Regions from separate parts of the Homo sapiens genome. Here region 2 is linked to region 1. Evidence: chromatin loops called from intact Hi-C (ENCODE). Cell type or tissue: GM12878. All regions are shown on one strand. Each heading gives the region's core, and the rest is flanking DNA. Links, peaks and the distances in the headings are about the cores only.

What was found. A loop is a pair of places that touch in the nucleus more often than their neighbours do. Peaks named below come from ENCODE experiments on the same cell type or tissue, not always from the same donor. Only the 100,000 strongest peaks of a DNase experiment are listed, where the experiment ranks them.
Region 2: a loop joins it to region 1, with 2.6 times the contacts of the local background. A loop is called at or near these places in 6 of 110 quality-filtered maps.

The regions. Positions count from the first base shown.
Region 1 is chrX:11,375,182-11,391,264 of GRCh38, forward strand. All of the region lies in intron 1 of ARHGAP6 (Rho GTPase activating protein 6), which reads right to left. Among named protein-coding and RNA genes, the nearest start is that of MIR548AX, 65 kb to the left of the region's middle. In GM12878, for the core only: a CTCF peak has its summit at 6,472 (motif pointing right); a DNase peak (open chromatin) is centred at 6,510.
Region 2 is chrX:11,492,900-11,508,982 of GRCh38, forward strand. The region is part of intron 1 of ARHGAP6 (Rho GTPase activating protein 6); the gene reads right to left. Among named protein-coding and RNA genes, the nearest start is that of ARHGAP6, 160 kb to the right of the region's middle. In GM12878, for the core only: no CTCF peak of the experiment used is centred there; a DNase peak (open chromatin) is centred at 6,306.

The DNA of each region.
Region 1 (16,083 bases), core at 2,923-10,922:
TCTTATTCTGAACAGATTTGTTCTGGGGCTTAAAAAGACTAAGAACCTGAGTTTTACACACATTATGCCATTTCATTATCAGCAACATCATTCTCTGCAATGTCCATACATGAAAGTTCTGCAACTGATCAAATGCTTACTTTATTAGAATCATACAAAATAAATATAAGTTGAAAAAGCAATGACATGAAACATTTATATTTGAAGGGCTTGTTGTTGTTGTTGCTGTAATTGTAAGAAAATTTACACCAAAAAGAACTTCATCTATCCTAGGTAATTTAGATCACTCCAAATTCTATTCTGATCTTTCTTATTAAACATACCTCTATATTTACGCATGTGTAATCAGTAATCATGTAACTGTTGTCTTTGAGATTTCCTTAAGAGATTTTAGCAGGAGCTCCAAAAGGTTCAAGTTTGGCTGCAGAACATGGGGCATTTTTATGTAGATGTGGATTGTGATTCTCAGTACCAATGGCTTCTCCCTGCTATGTCTGCTTTCCCGCCTCCCATTTGTCAAGATATAAACTGCACAGTCAGGGCTGAAGGAGCTACAAAAGTTAAACAATGTGTGTAAATGAAGATAAGAATTCTGCATGAGAGCAAGGGTTAGAAGAGGAAGCTAAGAAGGACAGAAAAAGAGATTGACTCAATGTTGTGTAAAAATAGAGACCAAGAGGGCTCAAAGGAAGGTGATAAGAAAATTAAATTAGAAAAAGCCAGGAAGATAAAGGAAGTTCAAAATATCCATAAATAGCCAAATGAATAAGAAATACAAAGAAAATACTAAGAAGCAGTAAAGGATAGTAACAATAAGGGAAAAAAGAAATGTGTAGCAAGGGAAAGAAATAGTAAAAAAGGATAAACAGTGATACAGCATGAAAAGAGAAAATGAAAAAAGACTGTAAATACAGAAGAGAGAAAATAACAAGATGATCATGTGCACATACAAACACAGTGAGATGCGATAAGGAGAGAAATAACAGAAACTCATCTATTGGCAGAAAGATGGCCTCCCAAAGATGTCCACACACCCATCCCTGGAACCTGTGAATATTTTGACTGACATGGTAATAGGAACACTGCAGATATGATTAAGTGTATAGACCTTGAGAAGGAGAAATTATCCTGGATTATCCAGGTAAAACCAATCTAATCCCATGAACCTTTAAAAGTGAGACTCTTCCAGTTGGAGTCTGTCAAAGGGAAATGGAAGAAAAGCACAAAGGCACAGGGAGATGCAACACTGTTGACTTTCAAGATGGAAGAAGGGCACAAAAGCCAATGAATGAGGGCAGCTTCTATTAATAGGAGCTCAAAAGGCAGGGATCTGCCCCTGGAGCCTCCCAAAGGAACCCTGCTGACACCTTGATTTTAGCCTAGTGAGATCTGTGTCAGAATTCTAGTCTACAGAACTAGAATATAATACTTTTGTAGTATTTTAAGACACTAAGTTTGTGGTCATTTATTATTGCATCAATAGAAGACTAATGCTTATGAGATCACAAATTATTACAGCAAAATGCTTATTTTGTGCAGCACAATTGTTAAAATCATGCTTGGTTGTCATTTTACAGCATACAAAGCCCTTTCCCATATATTGTCAGGTCTGATCATTCTAAGACCTGTGGAATATAAGCAAAGACCATCAATTCTACCCCTCCTGATGAGACAAGGGGGGCCCAGAGAGGTACCATGTCCAAGGTCTTGGTACTAAATGTTACAATTAAGGACAGAATGAGCTCTCCAAGACCTCAGTTTGCTTCCATAGTAAAACCATGATTGCCAGCAAGACATTCACATCTAATAAACTCAAGAGCACAATTAAAGTAATTTGCCTGGTTCAATACTCTGGTGCTTTGATGGCCTGCAGAGCAAAATTCTTCCAGTGTGAGTCCCATACCTCATGCTTCAACTTGCACACTCCAAATGATCAATCCCTCTGTTAAATGGAATGGGATTCATTGTTTCCTTGTTGTTCTGCTTTCCCAGAAAGGTAAGCTCTTTTTCCAACCAGTGCCCAGCATAGTGCTTGGCACAAAATGGATCCCAAAGTTTTGTGTTAATTTAATTGAATCAAGAACACAGAAACGTGATGCTAAATGAAAGAAGCCAGTCACAAAGGACCACATCTTGTATGATTTCATTCCTATGAAATGCCTAGAATAGGCAAATCTATAGAGGCAGAAAGCAGATTAGTGTTTGCAAGGGCTGGTGGGTGATGGGGAAAATAGGGTGTGACTGCTAATGGGTATGGAGTTTCCTTTGGAGTGATGAAAATATTTTAAAATTTATTGTGGTAATGGATGCACAACTAGAGGAATGTACTAAAAGCCGTTGAGTTGTACACTTTAAATCAGTTAATTGTATGGTATGTGAATCAGAGCTCAATAATGCTATTAAATTTTTTAAAAAGATTATATCAATTTCCTCATTTGCCCCATATTGTGCTTAAAATCCAGAAGACTTATTTCAATGTCACCTTTGATTAGTCCCCTCGTGAGCGGGATTTTAGTAGTAGAATTTGCTACCATTCATTCGTTGCCAACATTCAAATGAGGCTGAGGGTTTACGACAGTGAGAGAGATAGGTCCAGGACAGAAAAAGTAAGAAGGATGGCAACTGGAAGGGACAGTTGAGAAGTGGAGCCAAGGAACTGATCTGTGGGCCCAAACACAGGACATAGATCTCAGATCTAGGAAAAGAGGGTTTCTGGCCAAGATGAAAGGGACTGTTTTCATGATGGATACAAGCAGCACGTCATTGTTACTCACTGACAGTCTGGGCCAGGATGGGGAAGAAGGGCTCTTCCCTGCATCTACATGGAGTACCACTGGCATGGACACAGTGGTGGCTCTAGGCTGTGTGGCACATGTGGGCACCCCAATGGTTCGCTGCGTATAGTGTCATCTGAGAAAGAAGAGGAGGATGCTACCTGTACTTGACAGGATGAGTTTGGGTATTCAAATGAAAACAGCCCCCTCCAGGGACTATGGAACATAACTGGTGGGGATTTTCATTGTTTCTTTGTTTAACAGCTTTATTGATATATATTTCACATATCATAAAATTCAACAATTTCAAGCATGCAATTCAATGACATTTAGAAAATTTACCAAGTGGTGCTACCATCACCATAAACCAGTTTTAGAACACTTTCTTCATCCCAATAAGATCCTTCATGGACATGGTTACTTTTAATAAGAACTCTCTCATTAAATATCAAGTGTGATCAGGAGAGAAACATGGGTTTCATCAATAGATAACTGGAATATTTTTTCTTTCTCAAAAATTCTTCCATAACTATCCTTTCCATTCCCGAAGACCATCCTCTGCTTCAGAGCTTCATGACTCCAGTTCCATAATACTACAAAAGTCTCACAGGTAATATGTCTAGGGACAGCCAAACCATTCCTTCTAACTCATGGTTGTATTTACCTTCCTAAAATCCCTGTTCCATCATTCCATTATCTCTTCCTATTGCATCACTTACAAACACTTAAGACTTGGGTACCATTATTGTTTGGCCACTAATCACTTTGTCTTAGTTGAAGACCTGGCACCAGATTATTTCTATGGCACTTTCACACAATACTATGATTCTTTTGGCTGGCTTTTAAACTCCTCTATAATTTGAGTCAGCACTCTCTATCCAGTTTTATTTTTGATTATTTCTCAATAAGCGTGTTCTACTTCACTCAAGCCAACTTTCTCGTGATCCAACATGTTGATAGACCCTTCTCTTCACGGTTTTATCAATACTATTATCTTTACTTGGAAAATTCTTTTCTTCTCTACTCATGTGTATCAGTCAGCTATTGCTGTGTAATAACCTACTCGGAAGCTGGAGAGTGGTTGATCCTGAATGGACTAGCTCATGCATCTGCAGGGGGCTGTGCTCTAGGCTGGGCTTGGGTGGAGTTGCTTAGCTATGCAGCTCTACGCCACATGTCTCTCATTCCTCTCCAGCAATCCGGCTCAGACATGTCCTTCTCATGGCCATGGCAGAAGCACAAGTGGACAAGTGTGAACAAGAAAGGTCTCTTGAGGTCTAGGATTACAACAGGTATGCTATCACTTCTCCATGTCCCTATTGGCCAAAGCCAGTCAAAAGGCTGACTCCAGAGTCAGAGTTAGAGGGCACTGTCATGTTACCTAAAGAGCATGTATACAGGGATGAGTGGAACACTGGGTCCATCAATACATGCTACCACACTATCCAAATCCTTCAGATGGATTTCTTGGTCACTGTTGTATTTGGCATAGGAAAAGAAAGTATTCCAGAAACTACTGGAACCTTTCAAAGATGACAATGAGGGATCTACAAACAAATTAGGTTTTGAAGAGCTGGAATACTATGAACTCACATAAAAATAAGTATCATCAGGTTTAACAAACAAAATCCTTTAATAACAAATAGCAATATTTATATCTTCAGTCCCTGAAAAAGTATGATAGAAATGGCTCCACTTATTCATGTGTCTGTTGTTTAGGGCTTGAACTGTCCAGAACATAATCTTTAATCTGGAAGTAACCCCAAAGCTTTCTCATGAAATTTCTTCTTGAGATAGGGGAGCTCTGAGATCATCCTCTGGCCAGAGTTGATTAAGGTACTTAATGAACTTGATTGCCTGGTTTCCTGTGTCAGCCTTAAATTCTACTCTTAGTTATAGCCAAGCAGTAGGAATCTATGAGGTGGGATGGAGGACAGTGACGTACAAACTACCTAAACACAGATGTTTTATCTGACATTTTTATCCTTTACAATACATCCTTGCCTATAATGTATGCCCCACAAAAATCACATAAAATACCAAGTGATGAGCAATTATTGAAGAGAGACCCATATAAAAATAATTATTTCACTGGCTCTCAGAAGACAATTTGTGATTAGAAAAATGCACAAATAGAGAAGATTACTTATTTGGGCCAGTAAATACGAAACTCAATGTAATTTCTAATTTAGAATTCTGTGGCTCTCCAAAATGGGTTTTACCTAATTCAATTTAAGGTTTAATTTTAGATAATCAAACCCCAAACCAAGCCTGTGTATATGTTGACATCTTTTGAACCTAGACTAAGTCTCCGAGACTTCCCTTCTTAAGTAGAGAAAATAAGAGAAAAAGAACCTTCCTAGATTTTCAGCTGGGTGTGGTTCCTGGATTTGTAATTGCACTGATTTCCCCATGAGTCACATTTGTTCCTAGTGTACGCCAGACTTTCCCCTTTTAGATGCTTGAGGAGATACTTCTATGCGACAACGGAACACTGAAAGTGGTGAGGAAACCATACGATTGTGTCTAGCTCAATAGACACAGAATGATCTGTTGTTTTAGAGCAGAGCTTCTCTCCCTTGAGTGTGCAAGAAGAACTTGGGGGCTTGTAGAAACACACGTTCCTGAGCTCCAACCATGGAGTTTCTGGTTCACTGGGTCTGGGACAGGGCTCGTGATTCTGCATTTCTAACAAGCTCCCACGTGTTGCAGATGCTGCTGTTCCGTGGAATACATTTTGAGTAGCACTGGTTAGGAGTACAGTTTCTCAGCTTTGGCACTACTGACATCTGGACCAAGTAATTCTCTGTTGTGGGGGCTGCACTGTGCATTACAGGATGTTGAGGAGCATCCTTGGCCTCTACCGACTAGTAGCACCTCTCCAGGTATGACAACCAAAAATGTTTCCAGACATTGCCAAGTGTCCTCTGGGAGTCAAATCACCCCCATTGAGAACTACTGGCTTAAAGGATGGGTTCTGAATAAAAGAGACATGAGCTGAAATCTGCCCTAACCATTTGACTACGCATGTGGTTCAGGGGAGCAGTGTCCACATGGCTAAAGCTTCGGTATGAGTATGCCTCCCTCACAGAGTTGTTGTAGGGACAGGTTAAGTGAGGATGTATTTAATCAAGTGGCATGGGGCCTGGCCCCAAAGCAGCAGTCCATAGCGGTTCCTGAGTATTGTATCAAAAAATCTTTCTATGAGGCAATATCATCCAAACTCTGTTTGGAAGGTAAGCAGAGTTACCTACCTAGAAGGGTAAGTTTCCGTCTACTTAGTTCAAGTGTGTGCGTTATATTTAGAATTCTAGAGTCTTTTCTCAGTTCAGAGGCAATAACAATAAAATAAACCCAATATCTATCTCTATGATCATGAAGCTTAAAATCTAGTTCCATGGCTAATACACCGAGCATATTTTTATGATCCTGAAATAATCTTTATTTGAAACATAGATGTGTTTTTCAAGTGGTTTCTGAAGCAAAATGCTTTGTCAGTTTGTCAAATCCCTTTCATCCCAACGACCATAGAAGATATAAACCAGTTGTTGTCCAAAGAACAAAAGTAACCAAGGGGGCTGAGATAAAAATCTCAGGCAACACTGGTGAAAAGGGTAAAGCTGTATTTACATATCTCGTACCCTATCAATACACTCCCATAAGGAGCACTAGTGTTAGTTTTTCCTTTTGCCACCAGGGGGAGAACCAAACTTTCTCACAGAGTCACACATATTTGTCAGACGTGCGTTACAGAGGCTGGCAGACCAGGGTTGAACAAAGCTTTTAGTTACTTCCTACCAGAATAAAAATATCTGCTGGCATGAATTCACGAGAGAAGGCAGTACGAACCACTTTTGTATACAAGGTCTTTTAAGCTTTTTTATTCCAAACACTGCAGCAACAACTATTTTTGATCCTGGGAGTCAAGAGACGACAAAGTTAACTATCTCTGGGTCTTCTTACTTTCTTTACATTTAAGATGAGGCATTAGGAATAAGACAAGTAACATTAATGTTACATAAGACATAAATGTACATTTGGCTCCCTTTAGCTTCCTCAAGCCTAGTATTAAAGGATGATGACAATGGTGATGATGACAGTGGTGGTGATTGTAATGTTGTTGGTTGTGGTAGTGATGGCAGTAATGATGACAAAGATGATAATGGTGATGGAAATTTTAGCTAAACATAATGAACACCTACCACCATAGGATAGATCCTGGGCTAAGCAACTTATATTAGTAGCTAATTAAACTCTAGGAGGAAAACATGGAGCTTTCTTCATTTACTTATTAAAATTTTAAAGTTAGAGGAAGTTTGGGCATCCTGATCACTCCCAGAAACCTTTGAACCCCCCACCACAGGAAAAGATAAATAAGTAAATAGATAGATATAAAGGTTATTGGTAATTGTTATATTAATAATAATTAAATAAAGAGTGTTTTTATGCTCAGATACAATTCCACAGAGCTGTATTTGTGAAGGCTGGCTCTTCATGTGATAAACTATTGGCCTATTTTCATTGTTGTCCCAATAAAATAAGGCAAGAATACACATAGTATATGGATCCTGCCATGTACTCAGAATTTTTTCTTATTACAATCCACTCTTTATAATTTTGTCTATCGTTGCAACTTTTTTACAATGAGTGCATGTTACATATAAAATAATAATGCAGCTTCGTCATCTTAGAATAAACAAAAGGTGTAGATCCCCCAAAATTACCCAGAATAAATATCACCTGCATGTCTGAGTCTGAAACATGGGCACTTGTGTTGATTAAACTGTCTCCTAAATCACTACAGATTCACTGAGTTTTTGCCCAAACAAATCAAAGTACCAAGGAAACCAAAAAACAACAACAAAATTACAAATGAAAATTCATCTGTAATGAAAGTCAGAAACAACGAGGTCAAAGCAGCTTATACGGACATCAAATTTCACTTGGCTTTGTCTGTTAGAAATTTACCTCAATGGAGAAGTGGATGTGGCATCTCTAGTCACATTTTTAGTGATGATAATTATTATTTGGTGGATGAATACACAAACTCCACATTATTTATTAGATACGTTACTTCCTCTTGGCTAAAATCACTTTGGGGCTTAAGCCAAAGCCTTCCCTACATAAATGACATCAATCAGATTGGCATTTACCAGAACATTCCAAAATCAATAAGGCGTGTATTTTTAAGAGCCTTTTTTGCTATCTTTAGATCGGCAAATGAAGGAGTTCTGAAGAACCAGGAGTGGGAGTTCCACAAATAAACAGCATGCTTCATGGTTCATTGTGGAGAAAAATCTGGAAACTCTCAAGGGGATTTTATTGCTGATCTGAAGTGACTTGACGAAACTCAGGATCCCAAATGAGGGAAATCCTTTGATAGTAAGAGTTTGCCTAATATCTTCTCAGAGTGAATTCTAAAATTAAGAGTTAGGTCTAAGATTAAGTCAGAAAACACTGCAAAAGGGACTGCCTTCTTAAGATATGCCCCCTTCTCTCTCCCATCACTTTCCCTACAAAACAACCCAGGATGAGGGCAAAACTCACTAAAATAACATTTATGTGGGTTTTATTTTTGAGCCTTGGCCTGTGGTCTCTGCCATTGGTGGCTGTACTGTTCTGACTCAATTTCTGCCCCATATCCTAAATCTATAGTCTCAGGTACAAATTATCAGCCCATATGAGGACTGAGAGGGTGACCTGCTCGTACATTTCTACCTCTTTTTAAAAGGCAACAAAATACCTACTTCCTCTCATTTCAGAGGAAAATCCACTTTCCACTTCATGTATAAAACTCAGTTGGCTATAACTTATGAAGAAATAAGCTAAGGAGTGATGACTCTTCAGAAAATATGAGTACTGGAGAACGAAGAAATTATCAAACTATAAAAGGAAATAGAGTTTGTGCCTGGAAAAGACAACAGGGTGCTTCCCCTTGCCTCTCAGAATAAACTAGAAAATAAATGAAGTCTATACACACAGTTTTCCTGATTCTCAGTTGAAATTTGAAAGGAAAGTAAATAAAAGAGTGACAGAATTTTAATGCTTGAAAAAAACACAAAGAACACCATATTGATTTATAGAAAAAAAGAATAAGGATAAAAAAGTATCTACAGGATGGACAATGGGGATGCACAAAAACCATGTGAGAGAATTAAGAATTTCAATTTCAGATAAGATCATGGATCCAAGATCTACCTACTATGAATGCTCTTGTAAAACAACACGATGTGCCCCCGGGTAGCCAAGATTTTGGTCTCTAAAACTTTCAACTAAAAAGTGAAAGACACAGGGATCCTTGAAAAGTAGTTGATTCCATGTCTTGTGGCAGGAAAAACCAGGATGAGTCTGGAACACTTTGTTGTTACCAAGAAGCTTGAATACTTTCAAGGGTGGTGCTAACTGGACAAATGGACCAGCTTAATGCAGTTGTCACTAATGAAAGCATGACAGTTTAATCAACAACAAAAAACTCTGTGAAAAGTCATGAGAACACATATACTCAAAAACAACAAATAACATAATCTGCTCAAGAAAGATGTGCATGACTTCCCCCAGGAATATTTACTGGAAATACTTCACATTGATGAACCCAAACACATGCTTGTCAAATTCAAGTTTTGCTAAGTTCCAGGAGGTCAAAGTAGACAATACAATGTTGCATAGGGTGTTTCAAATTGGGTAGAGAATGCAGAATGATGGTTCTCAACCTTGGCTACACAGGAAAATCACTTGAGAAAATTTAAAAAATATCAATGACTGGGCACTATCCCCAGACAAATTAAATCAGAATCTCTGGAGGTGGGGCTTGGGGCCTGGTATGTTTGAAAAGTTCCCCAGACCATTCTAGTGGGGGTGGAGAACCACTGGCCTAGAATCTAGGATAACCAGTCATCCTGGACACTTTCCTGGTTTTAGCGCTGAAAAGTTCCCATGTCCCAGCAAACCCTCCAGTCCTGGAAAAACAAGGATGATTGGTCACCCTCTCCAATCAGGCAATAAAAAGTTGTCACAGAAATTTTCAATAAAAATTACATAAGAAAACACTGTAAGAAAATTAAGTATAAATGACCATGATTCACCAGACTACAAGAAAAGGTTGAAGCTTAGAAATTCTTACTACTGTATAAATGACTATAGCACAATAAAGGCCCAGTGGGATTGAGGAATCAGAATGGCAAACCCTAGTTCTTGGTGTCTTGGTCCAAAATCTCTGACTGAAAACCCCCAATTTATAAATTTGAAGTCACATTCTCAACCAATAACTGTATCTATCATTTCTGTTTTCCTTATTTGGGTCAGTAACCTTGCAACTCTGAGAAGTATACTAATACTAATATAATTCTAAGACCAAGGCTAATTCTATGCTAATAGTGCTGGTGCTGGTACTAATAATGATGATAGCTCTAGCATTAACACTATTATGAATACTAATGATAATGCTGCTACCAGTATTAATACTAATCAGGTACTAGTAGTAATATTGATAAAATACATGGGGCAAATGAAGAAATTAATCAAACTTTGGTATTAATACAATTGAGTTGAGTGTAAAAATAACTTCTGGAATCAACATGTTAGGATATGCAAGTTTTATTTGTTCTTTGAGGTGTTTGAATTGTTTTGGAGAATCTGACATATCGAACTTATGATTTTAACTAAAATACTTGGGACTTAATGATTTAAGTTTGCAATCTCTGTTTAAGTGTTTGAGGAAATCTGATGAGTTAAATCTAGAAGTTTAAATTTTGTAAGGAATATTTAGATGCTCAGTAAAAAATTAAGTGCTAGATTTGAAAGTCTCACTAGCTGGTATTTAAGGGATCAAAAGAAAGGTGTTGTGTTTTGTTTTGTTTTTAAACATTAATGCAAAAATGATAAAAAAATGAGATATATAAATTGGGCTTAAAGGCTTAAAAAAGGTGTTTTTAAAAGACTAGCTTGATATACTAGTATTACACAAAGTGAGAGTCAACGTTAATATTCTTGTACAAGTGAACCCACAAGCAAAAGCTAAGGCTTTAAAAAAATACAAGTGGTGTGATGTTTCTGGAACAGCTGTGGAAGTGTGATCTCAGAGAACACAAGAAGACAGCAAAGACAATTCCTGAGAAATTAGAAGGGAAAGGACAGAGCAGGCACAGCAAATCTAGCCTCAAGTCTCAGTGAAAAGGCCCAAAGGGGCCAAACACTTTGCTGAGTTGTGGGAAGCTCCCCTGCCAAATCTCTGGAACGAACCTGAGATGCCTTTTTGCAATGACTCAGATACTAGAATTGAAAGAATGTGACGTAAGTTTTAGCAATGGGGCAATTTATGATTTATTTTAGAAGAACTAACTGAGGAAACAAGATGAAAGTTGCTGGTAGGGCTTAGCAGAAATGCTCTCAAGCAAGCCAAGGATAAAGATCTTTGCAATATTACTTAGAAGTCCAAAGGTTGCTAGAGACCACGGAGTTCAGGGAGAGGCCAGCAGCTACAGGGCTGGAAGGCAGGTGAGCCTGTCTTGTGGGAAGGGGAGAGGTGAATCTAGACGTGACGAGATGCCTGAGGCCTAGGATGGTTTGCCTGGCCCAGATCCACCGGCCATAATAGGAACCTGGGAGCCCAACAGACATGAGGTGTCACATTTAAACGCTTAGGTGGGGCAAACAGGGCCATAAGAACATACATTTTTAAATAAGACACAAACCAAATACACGGGTCTGAAGTTATAAAGCACAGAAAACTTACTTTCCCAGCATCTTGAAACACACCTAATTCACAAAACGTGAGCATGTCATCTAAGGATGGAAACATGAATAAAAAAGAGCACAAAGAAAAGAAAGAAAATTAAACTATAAATAGCAGTAAGGAAAAAGAAATAGAGGCAAGTGATGGTGGTAAACATAGACAGGAACTGCGTATAATGATTTGCTGGCAAAGGAAGAAATACCCGCTTAAAAACCATATATATTTTTTAAGGTGGACTGAGGTTAACAGTTGAAATAAAGGCAGCAGTTGAAAGGAAGGCAGCAGCTGAAAGAAGGTCATGGATTAAGTAGACTGATCCAGCAGTTTCCACGCCAAGTCCAAGTCTGAACAAAGGAAAAACACTTGGAAAAAATCATTTGGTTAAAAATAATAACAAGGGATAGGCAGAAGAGTTTGACCAGGATGTTGCAGACAGGAAGAAAGCAGGCTACAGGGAAATGTGGGAAAGTGATCAATGAAGGAGAAAGGCAGCAAAGCCCTATCTACCTACATCAGTGGGTGTCAACCCTGACTGCACTCTAGAATTACCTGGGGAGCTCTACAAAATACCTATGCACCACCCTCGACCACTGAGCTGGAATCTCTGGGGCTTGGGGATTGGGTATGAAGTTTCTAAAGCTCCCAGGTGATCTCAATTTGCAGCTAGGGCTGAGACCCACTGCTTTGCATGCAGAGAGAGTAAATGTGAGGTCCCATATCTCTAAATTATCAGGCCCAAACAGCCACTTGCACCTGAAGCACTCCAATAATTGTAGCCAAAGTCATTTCCTTATTTGAACTTCGCAGGTAAATGACTAGATTTTTCACTTGACTTAAGGAGCTTTAAAATTCAGAAGGAAGAAAGGAAGAAATTTTTTTATTATCCTTTAAGTTTTAGAGTACATGTGCGCAACGTGCAAGTTTGTTACATATGTATACATGTGCCATGTTGGTGTGCTGCCCCCATTAACTAGTCATTTAACATTAGGTATATCTCCTAATGCTATCCCTCCCCGCTTCCCCCACCCCACAACAGGCCCCGGTGTGTGATGTTCCCCTTCCTGTGTCCATGTGTTCTTATTGTTCAATTCCCACCTATGAGTGAGAACATGCGGTGTTTGGTTTTTTGTCCTTGCGATAGTTTGCTCAGAATGATGGTTTCCAGCTTCATCCATGTCCCTACAAAGGACATGAACTCATTGTTTTTTATGGCTGCATAGTATTTCATGGTGTATATGTGCCACATTTTCTTAATCCAGTCTATCATTGTTGGACATTTGGGTTGGTTCCAAGTCTTTGCTATTGTGAATAGTGCTGCAATAAACATACGTGTGCATGTGTCTTTATAACAGCATGATTTATAATCCTTTGGGTATATACCCAGTAATGCAATGGCTGGGTCAAATGGTATTTCAAGTTCTAGATCCCTGAGGAATCAACACACTGACTTCCACAATGGTTGAACTAGTTTACAGTCCCACCAACAGTGTAAAAGTGTTCCTATTTCTCCACAGCCTCTCCAGCACCTGTTGTTTCCTGACTTTTTAATGATCACCGTTCTAACTGGTGTGAGATGGTATCTCATTGTGGTTTTGATTTGCATTTCTCTGATGGCCAGTGATGATGAGCATTTTTTCATGTGTCTTTTGGCTGCATAAATGTCTTCTTTTGAGAAGTGTCTGTTCATATCCTTCACCCACTTGTTGATGGGGTTGTTTGTTTTTTTCTTGTAAATTTGTTTGTGTTCATTGTAGATTCTGGATATTAGCCCTTTGTCAGATGAGTAGATTGCAAAAATTTTCTCCCGTTTTGTAGGTTGCCTGTTCACTCTGATGGTATTTTCTCTTGCTGTGCAGAAGCTCTTTAGTTTAATTAGATCCCATTTGTCAATTTTGGCTTTTGTTGCCATTGCTTTTGGTGTTTTAGACATGAAGTCCTTGCCCATGCCTATGTCCTGAATGGTAATGCCTAGGTTTTCTTCTAGGGTTTTTATGGTTTTAGGTCTAACGTTTAAGTCTTTAACCCATCTTGAATTGATTTTTGTATAAGGTGTAAGGAAAGGATCCAGTTTCAGCTTTCTACATATAAAATTTTCTCAACTAAACTCAGAAAAGGAAGTGGGGAAATATGTTTGGGTGGCTTGTAAACTATCAATTATTTTACATATTTGAAACCATCTTTAAATAGAAATCCAGTGTACCATTGGTCTTCACACTGAAAACAATTCACTCAGCCACAAAATAAAAGCTAGCAACACGGAGATAAGAATGTCTTATTTAGGTCACAAAATGCCTACAGATTCTTTTTCTGTTTTCATCTCTACTGATCAGTGATTCTCAACTGGGGGCAGTTTTGCACCCTTAGGGGACATTTGGCAATATTTCAGACATTTTTTATTGTCATGATTGGCAGCTTGTTATTGGAATCTACCGGGGATCGACCAGGGACACTGCTAAACACTCTACAACGCATGACAAATCCCTTAAAGTAAAGAATTATCCAGTCCAAAATATCAATGTGCTGAGGCAGAAAGATCCTGCTCTAGATAGTAAGGTTAACATTTCTGCAAATAATAACTAATACTCTCTATAATAACTCTCTATTGATACTCTCTACTAATAACTGCCTTTCAACCGAAACACAAATAAGTTTAAACATGCACCAATTATATGCTGAATTAAAGAAAAACAAAAAAGCCTCTTACAGAAAATCAAAGCACTAATAAAATTATCCTGTGGGTTTACCACAATGAGAGATCAAGGACTGGAGAATTAAAACATTGGCCAACCAAGTGAAGTTGCTAAAGCAAAAACCAGATATCAAATTATTTTGATTGTTGGAATTGAGTTTACACTCAGACAAATTGAGAGTCCTCTAAATGAAGACTTCTGAGCATGCGTTATCATCAATATTTAGTAAATTATGCTTAAAATATCTGTGTTTGCTAAATTTTACATGTCCTAAATAATACATTTGTAGGGGAAAAAAAGGCTTTTCAAGCTATACAATTATATAAATTTCTTCCAAATCACTTGGTAAATTTGCTCACTTCATGGAAAACAAAACAGAGGTGGGATAGGAAGATATTTTTCAGAATTGCAATGCAAATACAGTGAGAAATAATATCACCCCCAAACATGAGAAAGTCGGTGTGGTTAGAGCTGAAGGAAGACAAGGAAAACTTATCATGCATCCCAGTCTCTGATCTGTGATAACAGTAATGTTAACCACTAGTCTAGTTCTAATGGGAACTAGAAGTCTATTCTAGAGAAAGATTTACAAATTATTAAGAGTATTCATTAAAAGCCACAAAACATGCCTATGTCCTGAATGGTATTGCCTAGCTTTTCTTCTAGGGTTTTTATGGTTTTAGGTCTAACATTTAAGTCTTTAATCCATCTTGAATTAATTTTTGTATAAGGTATAAGGAAGGAAACCAGTTTCAGCTTTCTACATATGGCTAGCCAATTTTCCCAGCACCATTTATTAAATAGGGAATACTTTCCCCATTTCTTGTTTTTGTCAGGTTTGTCAAAGATCAGATGGTTGTAGATGTGTGGTATTATTTCTGAGGGCTCTGTTCTGTTCCATTGGTCTATATCTCTGTTTTGGTACCAGTACCATGCTGTTTTGGTTACTGTAGCCTTGTAGTATAGTTTGAAGTCAGGTAGCATGATGCCTCCAGGTAGGCAATACCATTCAGGACATAGGCATGGGCAAGGACTTCATGTCTAAAACACCAAAAGCAATGGCAACAAAAGCCAAAATTGACAAATGGGATCTAATTAAACTAAAGAGCTTCTGCACAGCAAAAGAAACTACCATCAGAGTGAACAGGCAACCTACAAAATGGGAGAAAATTTTTGCAATCTACTCATCTGACAAAGGGCTAATATCCAGAATCTACAATGAACTCAAACAAATTTACAAGAAAAAAACAAACAACCCCATCAAAAAGTGGGCAAAGGATATGAACAGGCACTTCTCAAAAGAAGACATTTATGCAGCCAATACACACATGACAAAATGCTCATCATCACTGGCCATCAGAGAAATGCAAATCAAAACCACAGTGAGATACCATCTCACACCAGTTACAATGGCGATCATTCAAATGTCAGGAAACAACAGGTGCTGGAGAGGCTGTGGAGAAATAGGAACACTTTTACACTGTTGGTGGGACTGTAAACTAGTTCAACCATTGTGGAAGACAGTGTGGTGATTCCTCAGGGATCTAGAACTAGAAATACCATTTGACCCAGACATCGCATTACTGGGTATATACCCAAAGGATTCTAAATCATGCTGCTATGAAGACACATGCACACGTATGTTTATTGTGGCACTATTCACAATAGCAAAGACTTGGAACCAACCCAAATGTCCAACAATGATAGACTGGATTAAGAAAATGTGGCACATATACACCATGAAATACTATGCAGCCATGAAAAACGATGAGTTCATGTCCTTTGTAGGGACATGGATGAAGCCGGAAACCATCATTGTGAGCAAACTATTGCAAGGACAAAAAACCAAACACCACATGTTCTCACTCATAGGTGGGAATTGAACAAT
Region 2 (16,083 bases), core at 2,757-10,756, 120 kb after region 1:
GTCAAGGTGCACGTCTTCTTCATACTCAGTTTCACTCCTTACCACTAGACAAAATGGTGACCACCAGAGTGACCTGAGGGACTATGTTGAAGATGGCAAAGCCAGTGTCATCTTGGGTCCCCAGCTGACTGCCTGGAGCACAGCTTCCTATCAACCTGGACTATACATGTTGGGCCACGATGCAGAGAAAAAACAAATCTCATTTTTTTTAAGCCACTGAATCACGGAGGCCTTTTATAGCAGCTTAAGCAATCCTAACTTATATGCACATTATAATATAAAAAGTATATCATACTATGTATGTGTCTGTATATGCACTGAAAATGTTTGCAAAAACACTCAACAAACTGTTACAAGTGGTTATTTCTGGAGAATCAACAAACATGGCAATGAGGGGCAGTAATTATTGAATAGATTCAAAGAGTGATGCACATGAATTCTCTGGTCCAGAGCCCATCCCAAAAGCTCAGACTGCATCATGGGAACTAGGCTTAGCCAGCTGAATGCTCCTGACCAGCACTTTAAATGCGTGGAGAGTGACGCAGAGCAATAGGACAATGAGATGGCACAATTCATGGTGGCCAAAATAGCATTGAGAAGCCAGCAGGAGTGGTGGTAGGTGTCCATTGACACTTCCTTACCTTACTATTCATTGGTGTGACTGTGTTTGTGTTACCAACTGCCAGTGGTTTGGGGTATGGACAATAGGGTCGGATTCCTGAGGGTATCTGGGCCCCAGACAAGTAAGCAGAGGATTCAGCTGTGGAGTCCAGATGTAAGAGCAAAAAGAGTTGCTCAACAGAGAAATAGAACAAAGACGCACGTAAATATAGTAAGACCTGGGCTCTACATTCAAGCATCAAAATATTTCGTAAAAATTCCTATCAAACTGACAGAAAAAGGTTATGTAAGATTTCCCATACAAAACAGAATGCCTTTTTTTTTTTTTTTTTGAGATGGGTCTTGCTCTGTCACCCAGGCTGGAGTATAATAGCAGGATCATAGCTCACTGCAGCCTCAAATTCCTGGGCTCAAGTGATCTTCCCACCTCAGCCTCCCAAGTAGCTGGCACTACAGTCACATGCCACCATGCCCAGCTCCATTTCTGAAATGAAAACTGGGCTCCTCAACACAGCAGTATGGATGTTTGGGACCATTTCTGTTACAGGGATGGTGGCATCCTGTGCATTAGATAATATTTATCAGTGTCCCTGGTATCTACCCACTAGACACAAGTAACATGCCTCCCTCCTCCACTGTGACAACAAACACATCTCCAGCATAGCCAGATGTCCTCTGAAGGACAAATCCTCCCCTCCAACCCAGGTTGAGAACCACTGCATTAAATGAACAAATAAAAATCAGTGTATTCCTTCTAATATGTTTTCTTTTAAAATCCACACAAAATGGTCAGATCCTTTGGGACGTAACTGAGCATTGGCTCAGTTGGTAAACATGCCTGGACATGCTATAAAAACTTGTGGTCAACACAACATGGAGCCTTACATTAATTAAGAGAGATTACAGAAGCAAGATTCAGAAGGTCATGGCAAATGGACCTAATAAATAAGACTGTATTTGAAAAGGATAAATGTAAGTTTATTCACTTGAATCCAAATCAACAACAGCAAATTATAGGATAAAAGAGTAGAGATTTGGTTCCTGAAAAGAAGTTCTGCAAGAGCAGATGCTTTCAGAGTCATTTCACACATACTCCTAGTGGTCAGCTAGGTTGACTGGAAGTAAGTTCACCTCTGAGAGGTGGTCACCAGGCTTTGAGGAACCTGAAAGGAAGTCTGGAACCCTCATAGTCTAAGGTGCTGAAGGTCACAGGTCCTGCTCTGATTACAGAGAGATTTTTGTAAACAACTCACCCTTTGTGTACTTATCTGGGGAGTTTTGCAGAAAAGCCAGGGTAGATCAAAGGCTCATTCTACCATCTATTTTTATTTTCATGATTACCTTTGCATATCTAAATAAATGACTCTAGATGGTTGGAAGTTAAGGAGCCAGTCACTTTTGTTTGAAGAAGTACAAAAAGAAAAACATTTACAGATAAGAGATTTAAGAATAAGAATTTTATAACTAGCTTAACATATTTAGGAAATATTGGAACAAAAATAATCATATCAGTAATAGAGAACCTCAGGCAGTCTCAGGACCTATATTTGCATTTGTCTGTACAATAATGTTTGAGCCAAGTAAAGACCCAATGACATCATAGCGCACTATATGAATGAACATCTCAAGTAAGGAGAATAGAGGCAGAAAATTCAGTTATCATGTTAACACAAGGTAGCCCTTAAAGAAGTCTGTCTTTTAGTAGTTGGTGGAACATTCCCAGCCTCTGCCCCCACCCACCCCTTTCCTTTTCTCTCTGGCAGAGACTTACCTCCTACTGAGGGCAAAAATGCCATATCCTTGCCCTTACTTCCCTAGACTCCTTTGCAATGTGGATATGGACACACAACCCAATCCTGATAAATGAGACTTGACGGGACTTCTCCCAGGAGACTTTTGGGAAAGGTTTTTTTCCAAAATAACAAAAATTGAAATTCCCTCTTTTCTTCACCTGAGTATGCTCTTTCACACAGCACCTGGTAAGGCTGTAGCCTATCTACATGGAGAGAGACATCTCTGAGCCAGGGAAGAGAGATGAACTGTATCTGGGTAAATGTAGTCACTGAGTCCCTGAGGTAATCCTGGAACCATGCTCCAGGTTTATGTCTGTGGCATGCTGACTCTAAGGTGGTCCTAAGGATTCTCCTCTTTCCCTTCCTGGTATTTATGCCCCTACCCAATCTCTTCCCTTTGAGCGTGAGCTGGTCTACCCAAATATGGCAAAGGTGCTGTAACAAATAGACTCCATAGCACCTTCTAACAAATAGAATATGGCAAAGGTGATGGGACGTCATTGCCAGAATTGTAACTTTTGTCTTGACAGTTGATTCTGCTGTTGCCTTCTTGGCTTGCATGCATTCATAAAGTAAGCTGCCATATTGGAGAGACCCATGAGGCAAGGAGTGGAGGAGGGTGGCCTCCAGCCAACTGCCAATGAGAAGGTGAGGCCCTTAGTCAAATGGCCTTTAAGGAGATTCTGCAAACAACTAGGGTAAGCTGGTAAATAGGGCCTTCCTTCACCAGTTGAGCCTTCAGATAAGACCCCAGCTCAGGCTGCCACCTTAACTGCAGCCTCATATAACTTCTGAAGCAAAGAAATCAGCTAAACTGTGTCTGAACTCCTGACCCACAGAAACTGTGAGATAATAAATATGTATTGTCTTAAGCCACTAAGTTAGTGATAATTTGTTACACAGTAATATCTAATGCCATGCTTATGTGAGATAAAAAATGTTCTTACTATTTAAGCAACTTTCAATCATGTACTCTGTTAGTGCAGCCAAAAGTAGCCTAGCTGATACACAGGAAGATTTCTTGTGTATATCCTATCTTTTTGTGCTTGTAATATTTTATTAGCACAAGAATGAGCTACTGCTTATTACAAAATTTATTATCTTATATATCTGCTACTATAAGATTCTAAAAAAAGCTGTGTGTTATCTTTATATTCAAATAAATGAGGGACATTCACAAAATTATCAAGTGTTCCTCATTACAGTTGACATTTGAGAGTGATTCATTTCAGTTAAATGTATTCAGATTATTTTGAACTAGAAAAAAAAAGAATTATTGTGCTTATTTGTAACATTTTAAAGCATTCTTATACAGACAGACATTTTCTACATTTGTGTTATTGAAATCAAAGCATGGAGTTGGACCCAAGTCTTCATTTTTTTTAACCATACATCCATCACTGGATTTTAACAAAGCCAAATCATCTGTCAAATTAAATTAATATTACTACTGTGAAACTTACTGATTGTTACATATAAAGTATTTGTTTTGATTAATAGATTTAGTAGTAGGTGGTTTCAATGCAATAGAGGAATATCCCAGAGAATCATTATCCATAAAATACATAAATCCTCCTGCCCCTTATTTTGTAGCACCAAAGAGCTGCTTAGTGGGAAGCTGTATCACACATCAGCCCTACAAGTTGTGGTGACTATTTTGGTGACTTTCTTTTGGGGCCCATATTTGAAATTCTGTTTATTTTCTCTGCTATGGATACATCTTTTATTGGTTTAGTGATCACCAGATCTTCTTTCTTCTGCTTTGGCTTCAACTGCTGTGGAGGAGGAGGACTTAACTTTTTGTGGTTCCCTGAGGGCCATCAAAGTGAATTTACTGTATGCTACGAAGCCTGTATTTTAAGTAAGATCATCAGAAACATAAATTTCTAATGCAATACATCCAGCCATGTTTGTGTGATACAAATAACTTAGTTGGATTATATAGATAAGATTTCTGAACATAAGAAGTTTATTCATAGTCTTACATAAATAACTATAGCCCTATTTCAGTAAAATTAGAGTAAGTCAACACTGGGAATCTGTTATGGACTGAATGTATCCCCCTAAAATTCATATGTTGAAGCCCTAACCCCCAATGTAATGGAATGTGAAGGCAAGGTCTTTGGAAGATAATTAGGTCCAGATGAGGTCTTGAAGGTGGGACCCCATGATGGGATTAGTACTCTTATGAGAAGAGAAAGACCAGAGTGTGCCTCCCTCCTCCCACCCCCTTCCCCCTCCCTCCTTCTCTCTCTCTCTCTCTCTCTCTCTCTCTCTGCCATGTGAGGACACAATAAGAAAGGGTCCATTTGCAATCCAGGTAAAGAGGCCTCACCAGGAACTGAATCTGTCAGCACCTTGATTTTGGATTTTCCAGTCTCCAGAACTATGAGAAATAAATTCCCATTGTTTAAGCCACCCAGTCCGTGGTATTTTGTTATAGCAGCCTGAGCTAAGACAGAGTTCATGAAAATTTTTCTTCCTAATTGATCACTACTTGAACAACAAAACTCTAGAGTAATGGTTCTCAACCTTCCTTTTTTCACTTTAACACACCAAACAATGATGCTCACATACACGACATTCTTCCATGCGGGTATAATCCCCAAAGTTGTGCACAATTGGCTGCCACCTCTTTATCTTGCAATCAGAATAGGATACTAGAATATAAGTCAGCATATCATTATTGTTGCTGTAAGCTTGAATTTGATTGAATTTCAATATATAAATTATATTTTGCCAAAATTTGAGATTTATCCATGTTGACACATATTGGCCCATTTCACTTATTTTTACTGAAATATTATCCCATAATTAATTTATCTATTCTCATAAGGGTATGTTCTTTCTGATTTTTTCCCATAACAAATAATGTTGCAATGAACAGTCTCATGCACGTATATGAGAATTTCCCTAGAGTATGTATTTAGAAGTGAAGCTGATGATTCAAGAGCCTGGAATCTTCCACCTTAATAGACACCACTATATTGCTCTCCATAGAGGTGGTACAATTTATAGGCTTTCATGTTTACATGCAATGGATGAGAACTTCATACATACTCTCATTTTCTTTCACTTTCGTTAACTCCAAAAATTTATCTGTGCCTGTTGCCAGATGACTAAAGAAGGAGGAGTATCTATATCACAAACTCAGCTCCACCTCATTCCACTCTCACCATCTGTGCATTCAGTCAGTCACTCCTTCAAAAGACATTGATAAAGGGCCCACTATGTGCTCAGTCCAGTGGGGGTGTCAGAGTAGGAAAACCTGTCTGTGCCCTCCCTACCATAAGATCTTAGGCTACTCATTTCAGCCTCCTGAACTTTGGTCTTATTTTAATCAAAGTGGGGTAACATTTACCTCACAGAGTAAATAGTAAAAAGTAAACCAAAGTTTGAGTATATCGAAGCATCTGTGGGCAAAGGGAATTTAAAAAAAAATAAAATAATGTCCCAATTCTCAAATACTTTTTTGTTGTTGTTGAAATAAAACAATTATACACAGGTAGAAGAGGTGACCTCAATAATCCTGTCCATGTTTTGAAACCATTTGGTAAAAGAGCAATATCTGGAAGCAATTTATTTCATTTTTTCTTTTGCTTATTTGACATATAATTGTACATATTTATGAGGAGGCATTTTGGCATGAACATACTATGCTGCATTTGGTCAGGGTCTCTGGTAACTTCCAATACAGATTTTAAGAACCAGGGTACCTATCAACTAAGTTATATCTAGGAAAGCACTTCTCCCCTTCCCTGTCCCACTAACTAAAATAACATCCTGGAATGAGATGTTTCTGTTGTAATATTTTCTGGCTATGTCTAAGAATGCCAAAACAAGTGAAAACGAAAACATGCAGGCAAATCAGGTACTTGGCACTCTAAGGACTGGTTGTTTCATTGACTTGACCTTTTCTCCTTCTAATACATTGAGTCAAGCTGACTTGTGTGTGTAGATGAACCCTAATGTTTATTGCGGAATTGGGAGTCATTCATCTTTAGTCAGTCATGTGCTTGATGTGAAGATATTTGTGAAGTTTACATTTATGGAAATGTTTTCTCAACTTCAGGCAAGCAGTTTTTTTTCCCCTTCTAAACACACTGTAGGACTTTTTTTCTATTAATTTGTTTATCTTCAAAATAGTAGTCCTGTATTTCTCCACTCCTTTGCTTTCTTAAACAAAATGGTGTCTCCTCATTCTCCCTCTCCATTCCCCTCTGGGGCCTCCAGGACTTAAAGATCCTCTCAATAGTCTTCTTGCAGTAATTCCTCTCCAAAGAGCAAAGGTTTCTCCAACTTTTAGGTGTTTATATAACGACTGTTTTCTCACATCTTTTTGCTATCTTGGGCTCTAGGTTCCCTGACTTCTGGTTCCCAGTGTTAATGTTCTCATTTTTCATCTATTTCATCCTTACTGCCTGAAGGGACTCTGATCCTTGCCTCTCCCAGGCACTGCTGGATGCAAATGGGAAGAGGAAGCAGCGGCATGGAGGTCTGCCCCTGGACAAGGGCCATCTTTACATTCTGAGGCATTCAGATTTGCCAAGTGTGACTTCAGCTGGAAACAATCTTGAGACAGAAAGACTTACTGAGCCATATTCTGCAGTTTAATGAGTGTGCACATCAGCTTTCTTCTCAAAGACTGATTCAGATACCTAGGTCTCGTGGGTTTTTTTATTTGCATAATTTTCTTACTGGAAGAGTAATACTATTTTCTAACAGAGTCTTTAGGAGGATATCTGAAGAAGGGAGAAAATTGTTTAGTCACATGTAGAAACTTTTCTGTGATTTTATAAAATGAAAGTACTTGAAAGGGCATTGAGCCACCTGAACCACTGTTTCTTCTTTTCATTCTATCAATAAATATTTATGGACCCTTCCTTTCTTTGGAAGGTACTTCCCAAGTCACTTGGTCATCTACCTGCTTCATCCATGGGGGTTCCCTCTCCTTATTGACTTGCCTACTAAGCTGTACTCCACTGAGAATAAAATACCCTTTTCCAAAGTACATTTTAATAATTTTTCACTAAATCCCACAACTTAAGTTTCGGAAGCAAAGAGAAGGCCAGGTGCGGTGACTCACGCTGTAATCCCAGCACTTTGTGAGGCCGAGGTGGGTGGATCACTTGAGGTCAGGAGTTCAAGACCAGCCTGGCCAACATGGTGAAACCCCGTCTCTGCTAAAAATACAAAAATTACCCAAGCATGGTGATGCATGCCTGAAATCCCAGCTACTCAGGAGGCTAAGGCAGGAGAATTGCTTGAACCTAGGAGGTGAATGTTTTAGTTAGCCGAGCCGAGATGGCACCACTGCACTGTACCCCGGGAAACAGAGCCAGACTCTGTCAAAAAAAAAAAAAAAAAAAAAGAAGAAGCAAAGAGAAACCTTTTTTTCAAAATGAAATTACTAGTATACACTTTAGAAAAATCATATAAAATAAATCAAGTCTTTTGGGGGGGAAGGTTATAGAATCTCAAGTGGAGCTCAGCATTTAACCATAATGACAACTCTCTCTTGTAAGCTCTATTTATAATGTATATGAAGATTTCAATAGGATCATGGACATTAATGCCATAACATGATTCATGAAACACCCACCAGAACACACACTAGAAGAGCTGACATGAAACAGTCAACAGCGTGGTTGTTGGCAAGGTTTTGAAACCCTCATAACTCTAATATAGAGGTTGGCAAATTAGTTCTGTAAAGGGCCAGATAGTAAATATGTTTGGCTTTGTGGGCCATACAGTTGCTTTCACAACTACTCAACTCTGCCCTTGCCACAGGAAAACTGACATAGACAATACATTAAAAAGAAACTGAGATTATGTTCCAATAAAACTTTACTTACAAGCTGGCACAGTGACTCACCCCTGTAATCCCAGCACTTTGGGAAGCTGAGAAGGGAGGATTGCTTCACACCAGGAAATTGAGACCACCCTTCTCTCATAGCAAGATCCCAACTCTGCAAAAAGTTACAGAATTACCTGGGTGTGATGGTGCACACCGGTAGTCCTAGCCACTTGGGAGGCTGAGGTAGGAGGATCACTTGAACCCAGGAGTTTGAGGCTACAGTGAGCTGTGATCTTACAAAACAAAACAGGTCTTCTAGCCATAGTTTGCCAGTTCCTGCTCTAATACATTGTTGGTTAGAATAAATTTGTACAAGCAGGTTGGAAAACTAAAACTAAATTACAACTGACATTTGAACAACATGAGAGGAGTAGGGGCGCCAAACTCCCATGCAGTCAAAAATCTGTGTATAACTTTTTGACTCCCCAAAAACTTTACTTTTAATGGCCTGCTATTGACCAGAAGCCTTATCAACAGCATAAACAGTCGATTAACACTTAGTTTGTATGTCATGTATTATATACCGTATTCTTACAATAAAGTAGGCTAGAAAAAAGTAATATTATTAAGAAAATCATAAGGAAGAGAAAATATATTTACTATTCATTAAGTAGGAGTGGATAGTCATAAAGGTCTTCATCCTCATCATCTTTATGTTGAGTAGGTAGAGAAGGAGCAGGAAGAGGAGGGTTGGGTTTTGCTGTCTCGAGGGTGGCAGAGGCAGAAGAAAATCTACATACAAGTGGACCCACACAGTTCAAACTTGTGTTGTTGAAAGATCAACTGTGTGTGTGTGTGCACATGTGTGTGTGTTTATATACAAATGAAGCCTCAGCAATTTCATTTCCAGGTATAGACACATGCAATACACAAGTGTGTTTATTTAAAAACATGTACAACAATGCATGAGTTGCAATAGCCAAAACCTGGAAATAACTCATATGTTCATCAATGGAATAAACTGTTGTATATTCATACAATGGAATACTACATGGCAATGAAAAGTACATTAATTACAACTACATGTGACAATCTGAACGTCACAAAAATGTTAAAGCCAGACACAAAGTAATATATAACATGTGATTACATTTGTATAAAATGCAAAATTAATCTATGGAGTTACAAGTTGGGATAATGATTACCTTTGGCAGACAGGGGCAGATAATGCCTGGAAAAGGAGGCCTGAGAAGTTTCTGGAGTTCTATTTCTCATGATGCTTTATTTCTTGATCTGATGATAGTCACATGGGTGAGTCCACTTTGTGAAAACAAAGTGAGGTGTGTATTATGATTTGTATACTTTTCTGCACCCATTTCATACATTTATAAAATACAGTTGACTCTAACAACATGCATTTGAAATATGCAAGTCAATTTATATGCTGATTTTCTCCTGCCTTTGCCACCTCTGAGACAGCAAGACCAACCCCTCCTCGACCTCCTTTTCCTCAGCCCACTCAACAAGAAGACATGAGGATGATAACCTTTATGATGATCTGCTTCTACTTAATGAATACTAAATATATTTTATTCTTATGATTTTCTTAATAGCATTTTCTTTTCTCTAGCTTACTTTATTGGAAGAATACAGGGTATAATTCATATAACATACAAAATACATGTTAATCAACTGTTTATGTTATCTGCAAGGCCTCTGGTCAACAGTAGGCTATTAGTAGTTAAGTTTTTGGGGAGTCAGAAGTTATATGCAGATTTTCTTTTTTTTCTTTTCTTTTCTTTTCAGATGGAGTCTTGCTCTGTCACCCAGGCTGGAGTGCAGTGACGCAGTCTTGACTCACTGCAACCTTCACCTCCAGATTGCAAGCGATTCTCTTGCCTCAGCCTCCCAAGTAGCTGGGATTACAGACGTGCGCCACCACGTCTGGCTAATTTTTGCATTTTTAGTAGAGACGGGGTTTCACCATATTGGCCAGGCTGGTGTTGAACGCCTGACCTCAAGCAATCTACCCACCTCAGCCTCCCAAAGTGCTGAGATTACAGGTGTGAGCCACCGTGCCCAGCCATATGCAGATTTTATATTGCAGAGAGGGTAGGAACCCCTAACCCCTCATTGTTCAAGGATCAGCTGTATTTACAAATAAGACTTGTGAAGACTTCTTCAATAACCCACACAGTTCAAATCTCCTGTTTCCTCAGTGAAACTTCGCTTCTTCCATTGGGTTCCCATGGCACACTGCACATTCCTCGACTGTGTGTATTAATTCATGATTATTTATATATGTTCTTGCCAGGGTTAGACTCCTGCTACTTGAAAACAGGGACTACATTTTAATAATCTTTTTGTCCCCAAAGCCTAACAAATAGACTGATCCACAGCAGACTAGGAATAAACACTATCAAATGATTTCAAACACTTTGGATGATCACTGGAAAATGCTACCATGAATTGATTACTCTTTAGCCCTTGCCAAAGACTCGTTGCAGTCATTTGATAATCCAGGGAGAGATTCCCAAAGTTCGATGGAAACGTTCTTTCTCTCTCTCGGATCTTCAGAGACACGACTCTTTATTCATTTGATCACAAGCAAAGACAATACCCAGAATGTATTAGTTCTGCAACTCAAAGAAATGAATTTCATCTCACAAAACCTAATGTTATACTGTCTGCTACCGTTTTAGTAGAGAATTTAGACCAGAAATATCCATTTGCACACACACACACACACACAAAGAGACACACATACACACACACAAACACATGCACACACACATCTGTGTCTTTTGCAAAACCGTGGTTGAAAAATTATCTATTTTCTTATACAATGTCCCACATATAATGCCCTACAAGATATATTTCTCTTTAAAATCAATGGCAGGAAAAAAAAGTGGTCTTGGCTGATGGAGTTATGTATCAATTTTTTTTGGGGGGGGGCTACCCAAGAACTGTTTCTTTTTTTCTCATTTGTTGGGAAATACAGAACTCAATCAAATATTCAACCCTAATGATTAAGTCATTTCAGGACTCCAGTGACATCCTTGCTTCTGCTCCTTCTATTCTGTTTCAGTTCTACTTTTATTTGTAATTACTTTTTGTTATTATGTTTAATTTGTTAAGCTTCCTTGGAAAGCAGGTAGAGTACATATCTTAAATTAGGGTTTTTCCACCTCTGTACTATTGACATTTTAGACTAGATAATTTGTTGTTGTCAGGCTGTGCTGCACATTGTAACATGTTTAGCAATATCCCTGACCTCTTCCCCCCAGGTGCCAGCAGTGTCACCAACACCACTCCCCAGTTGTAACAGTCAGAAATGTCTCCAGATCTTGCCAAATGCCCTCTGGTGGATAAAATTACCCCCGTTAAGAATCCGTCTCTTAACTATATAAATAAATATTGTAGAACCCTTTTAAACCCTCATATCTAAACTTGTTCACCAAAAAGCTATTAAAGAAGATGCAATGAAAATTATTGATTAAAACCCCAACTATATCTTTACTCACATTAAGTGCAAATAAGCAGGTCTTTAGCTGAATGAGGAAAACACATACACACCCACTGGCTTACTGAGCCAGAAGACTGAGACTGAAGAGACACACAGTTAAAGTCAGGGAATGGACAATGGTGGTTTCATGCCTTTCCTGGAGGTAAACACATGGGGAGAAAATGAACAAAAATGGTTAACAGCCACCAACAATGCTAGAAAGATATTTCAATGTCACATTGGAGAAGTTTTAATGGGAAGAGTAAACCCAAAAGTTAGCATGTCTTCCTTTTTGTACTTCTCCTCCTTAGACCTGGTAAATGAAAACATCTGGAAGATGATTGGATTTGTTTTTTTCAAAGTAAAAAATGACTGTAAAGTCTGGGTGGCTTTTCTTGAGCAAACTTGGGAGCTTCCCTGAAATTTTCCCCGTAAAGACCAACATAATGAAGGAAGGCGCAACAGAGTCCAAACTAGGCAGATGACAAGCCAGTAAATAAGACCAACCTCCCACCAGTATAGTGCATTACGCTTTCACCTATGAGCTCCCGTTTGGCTCTCTGTGGCAGCCTAGGCAGGTTGTGTTCCCCTTGTTTTATGCTTGGGTTAGTCAAACATGTAAATGGCACAGATTCGTGAACTTGAGGTTTCATACTATTATTGAGTGTTATAACACAGAAGAACTTCAATATCACTGATAAGTAGAGAAACGCAAATCAAAACCACAATGAGATACCATCGCACATCAGTCAGAATGGCTACTATTAAAAAGACAAAAAATACCAAGATGCTGGTGAGGTTGTGGAGAAAAAGGAATGCTTATACACTATTGGCAGGAGTGTAAATTAGTTCAACCATTGTGGACAGCAGTGTGGCAATTCCTCCAAGAGCTAAAAACAGAACCAACGTTCAACCCAGAAATCCTATTACTGTGTATATACCCAGAGGAATATAAATAATTCTACCATAAAGACCCATGCACGTGAATGTTCACTGCAGCACTAGTCACAATAACAAAGACATGGAATCAACCTAAATGCCCATCAATGACATATTGGATAAAGAAAGTGTGGTACATATACACCATGGAATACTATGCAGACACAAAAAGAATGAGGTCATGTCCTTTGCCGGGACATGGATGAAGCTGGAGGCCATTATTCTTAGCAAACTAATGCAGTAACAGAAAACCAAATACCACATGTTCTCACTTATAAGTGAGAGCCAAATGATGAGAACTCATGGAGACAAAGAAGAGAACAGACATTGGGGCCTACTTGAGGATGGAGGGTATAGGAGCAGAAAAAAATAACTAGCAGGTACTATGCTTATTACCTGGGTGATGGAATAGTCTGTACAACAAACCGCTATAACAAGAGTTTACCTATATAGCAAACCTGCACATGTACCCCTGAACCTAAAATAAAAGTTAAAAAAAGAACACAGAAGAGCTTGAACGGGGATTACATCAATTCTATGCAACCTACAAGACCCTCCTCCCTGAAGTCTCCCACGATTCTCCCCAACTCTCAGTCAGAAGCGTTTGCTTCTTCTCTTCAGCCTTTGTCTTGCTCTTACATTAGCATTATCTGAGTGGGGGCTTTTTCTTCCTAAGACAGTACATAGTCTCCTTTTTTATATATACTTTAAGTTCTAGGGTACATGTGCAGAACGTGCAGTTTTGTTACATAGGTATACACGTACCATGGTGGTTTGCCGCACCCATCAACCTATCACCTACATTAGGTATTTCTCCTAATGTTATCCGTCCCCTAGCCCCCCACCCCACGACAGGCCCCGGTATGTGATGTTCCCCTCCCTTTGTCCATGTGTTCTCATTGTTCAACTCCCACTTATGAGTGACAACATGTGGTGTTTGGTTTTCTGTTCTTGCGATAGTTTGCTCAGAATGATGGATTCCAGCTTCACCTATGTCCCTGCAAAGGACATGAACTCATCCTTTTATATGGCTGCATAATATTCCATAGTGTATATGTGCCACATTTCTTTATCTAGTCTATCATTGATGGACATTTGGGTTGGTTCCAAGTCTTTGCTATTGTGAATAGTGCCGCAATAAACATACGTGTGCATGTGTCTTTATAGCAGCATGATTTATAATCCTTTGGGTATATACCCAGTAATGGGATGGCTGGGTCAAATGGTATTTCTAGTTCTAGATCCTTGAGGAATCGCCACACTGTCTTCCACAATGGTTGAACTAGTTTACAGTCCCACCGACAGTGTGAAAGTGTCCCTATTTCTCCACATCCTCTCCAGCATGTTATTTCCTGACTTTTTAATGATTGCCATTCTAACTGGCATGAGGTGGTATCTCATTGCGGTTTTGATTTGCATTTCTCTAATGACCAGTGATGGTGAGCATTTTTTCATAGTACATAGTGTCTTAATCATCTTTATTTTCTCCACTGTTTTCCCTAAGCACAGAGCCTTGTAGGACTCCAGAAATGTTTGTTTAATTGAGCCTGATCTATTAATATACTCTTGAACCCCTACTGATTATTCAGTAGAGAAAGTTGAGTCATTAAAGCCTCATTCTGAAGGGGAGAGGAATTCCTAAGAAATATCTAGAGGTTTGTGACTCTGTGACCCTTCAGAAATAAGGGCGGTTATTGGCTCTTTGCAGGGGGACTCCTTTCCCTACACTCTCCAGGATGTGACCTTCCAGTGACACTTGGGATGGACATGGCAGCACAGCTTTTGAACAGTGACTGAGGGTGTGCTTGAATAAGAAAGATTCCACATCTCAGTCTCCGTGTCTTTAAAACAAGGGATATTTGCTCAGGTGACAGGGAAATTTATCTCAGGGGCCTCTACTGTTTCTGCGGCATAAAGTGTACATTTGTATCTTCTTAAAAAAACAGCATAATTATTTCCAATACACACTTTCACCTCATGAGTTCTCAATCCTTGTGAGTGCCCATGAGTCAGGAGATTCACTCCTATTTTGTAGAAAGAAACTGAGGCTTCTAAAGGTTGAGGAACCTTCCTAAAGCCATTGTGCCAATTAATGACAGGGCAAGCCATCTGATTTTCCATCTAGGGCTGTGGATTTCCACAGAGGCAATTGTGCCCCCAGGCAGACATGTGTATTTAAATATGAGAATAATGATGAAGTTATGGGACTGTCAATCCCCCACTTTGCCCCCAGCTCCTTGCAGTTGCCTCTACTGACAAAATCCTAAAGCCCTTATTATAGAGTAGAACTTTGGCCAGCAGCCTCAGAGAGACTTCTAGTGGTACTTATAGTCCCACTGCTAATAAAGTAGTATGCACTCATTCAACACATATTTCTTGAGCCTCACCTATGTTTTTGCACAAAGTATGCTGAAAGTCAAAACACCCTCGTGGAACTTGGTTTCTCAAGAGGGAGACAATTATTAAATGAAGAAATCACCCAAATAATGGAAAGGTACAAGGAAAGAAAAGTACAGGGTGTTTACCTAGCATGGATGTGGGTAGGTATGGTTGCCAGATTTAGTAAATAAGGTACAGGACATCCAGCTAAATTTGAATTTTACATAAAAAATGAGTATTTTTTTAAGAGTCGGAGTCTTGCTCTGTTGCTATGATACAATGGTGCGATCATAGCTCACTGCAACCTTGAACTCCTGGGCTCAAGTGATCCTCCCACCTCAGCCTCCCAAGTAGCTGGGATTACAGGAGTGAGCCACATCACCTGGCTAATTTTTAACATAAGTATGTCCCATGCTATATTTGGGACAGATTCATACTGGCAATATTATTCATTATTTATCTGAAATTCAAATTCACCTGAGCAGCCTGTATTTTACCTGGCAACCCTAGGGAGAAAAGAAATAGCTGTAGTTTCAGAGATGCAGGCTTGCCCTGACCCCGACTGTAACCCCAACTCCTAACTCCATGCCACTAAGTCCGTCTTTCCATTTCCTTCTAAGCTGCATACCAGTCAACTTGGCTGGGGTATTCCTAGCCTGACAATTTCATTGCTCCCAAGGACTGACTCCAGCTGCCTTTGGACCCACCCAAGGACTGGAGTCCTTCTGCAATATGCTCACCTCTCCAGTCTTCCACTGTATGCCTCCTGTGCTTGGCATAGTCTCTGGAGTCAAAGATATCCCTTCAACCATCACTTCCTCAGCCCCACCCCTTTCGAATCTCAGCTTCCTCGTCTCTTCACTACTTCAAATGCTGATGAAATTCCAAAATGTGCCTCATGCCTGAGCCAACTCATACTACACACACACACACACACACACACACACATATCACGCATCACACATGCGATCTATATGGTAAGTTAGTCACCATTTGGCCATTTGGCATTTTATCATTTAGGTTTCTTTATTTACCATCCCTCACCAACA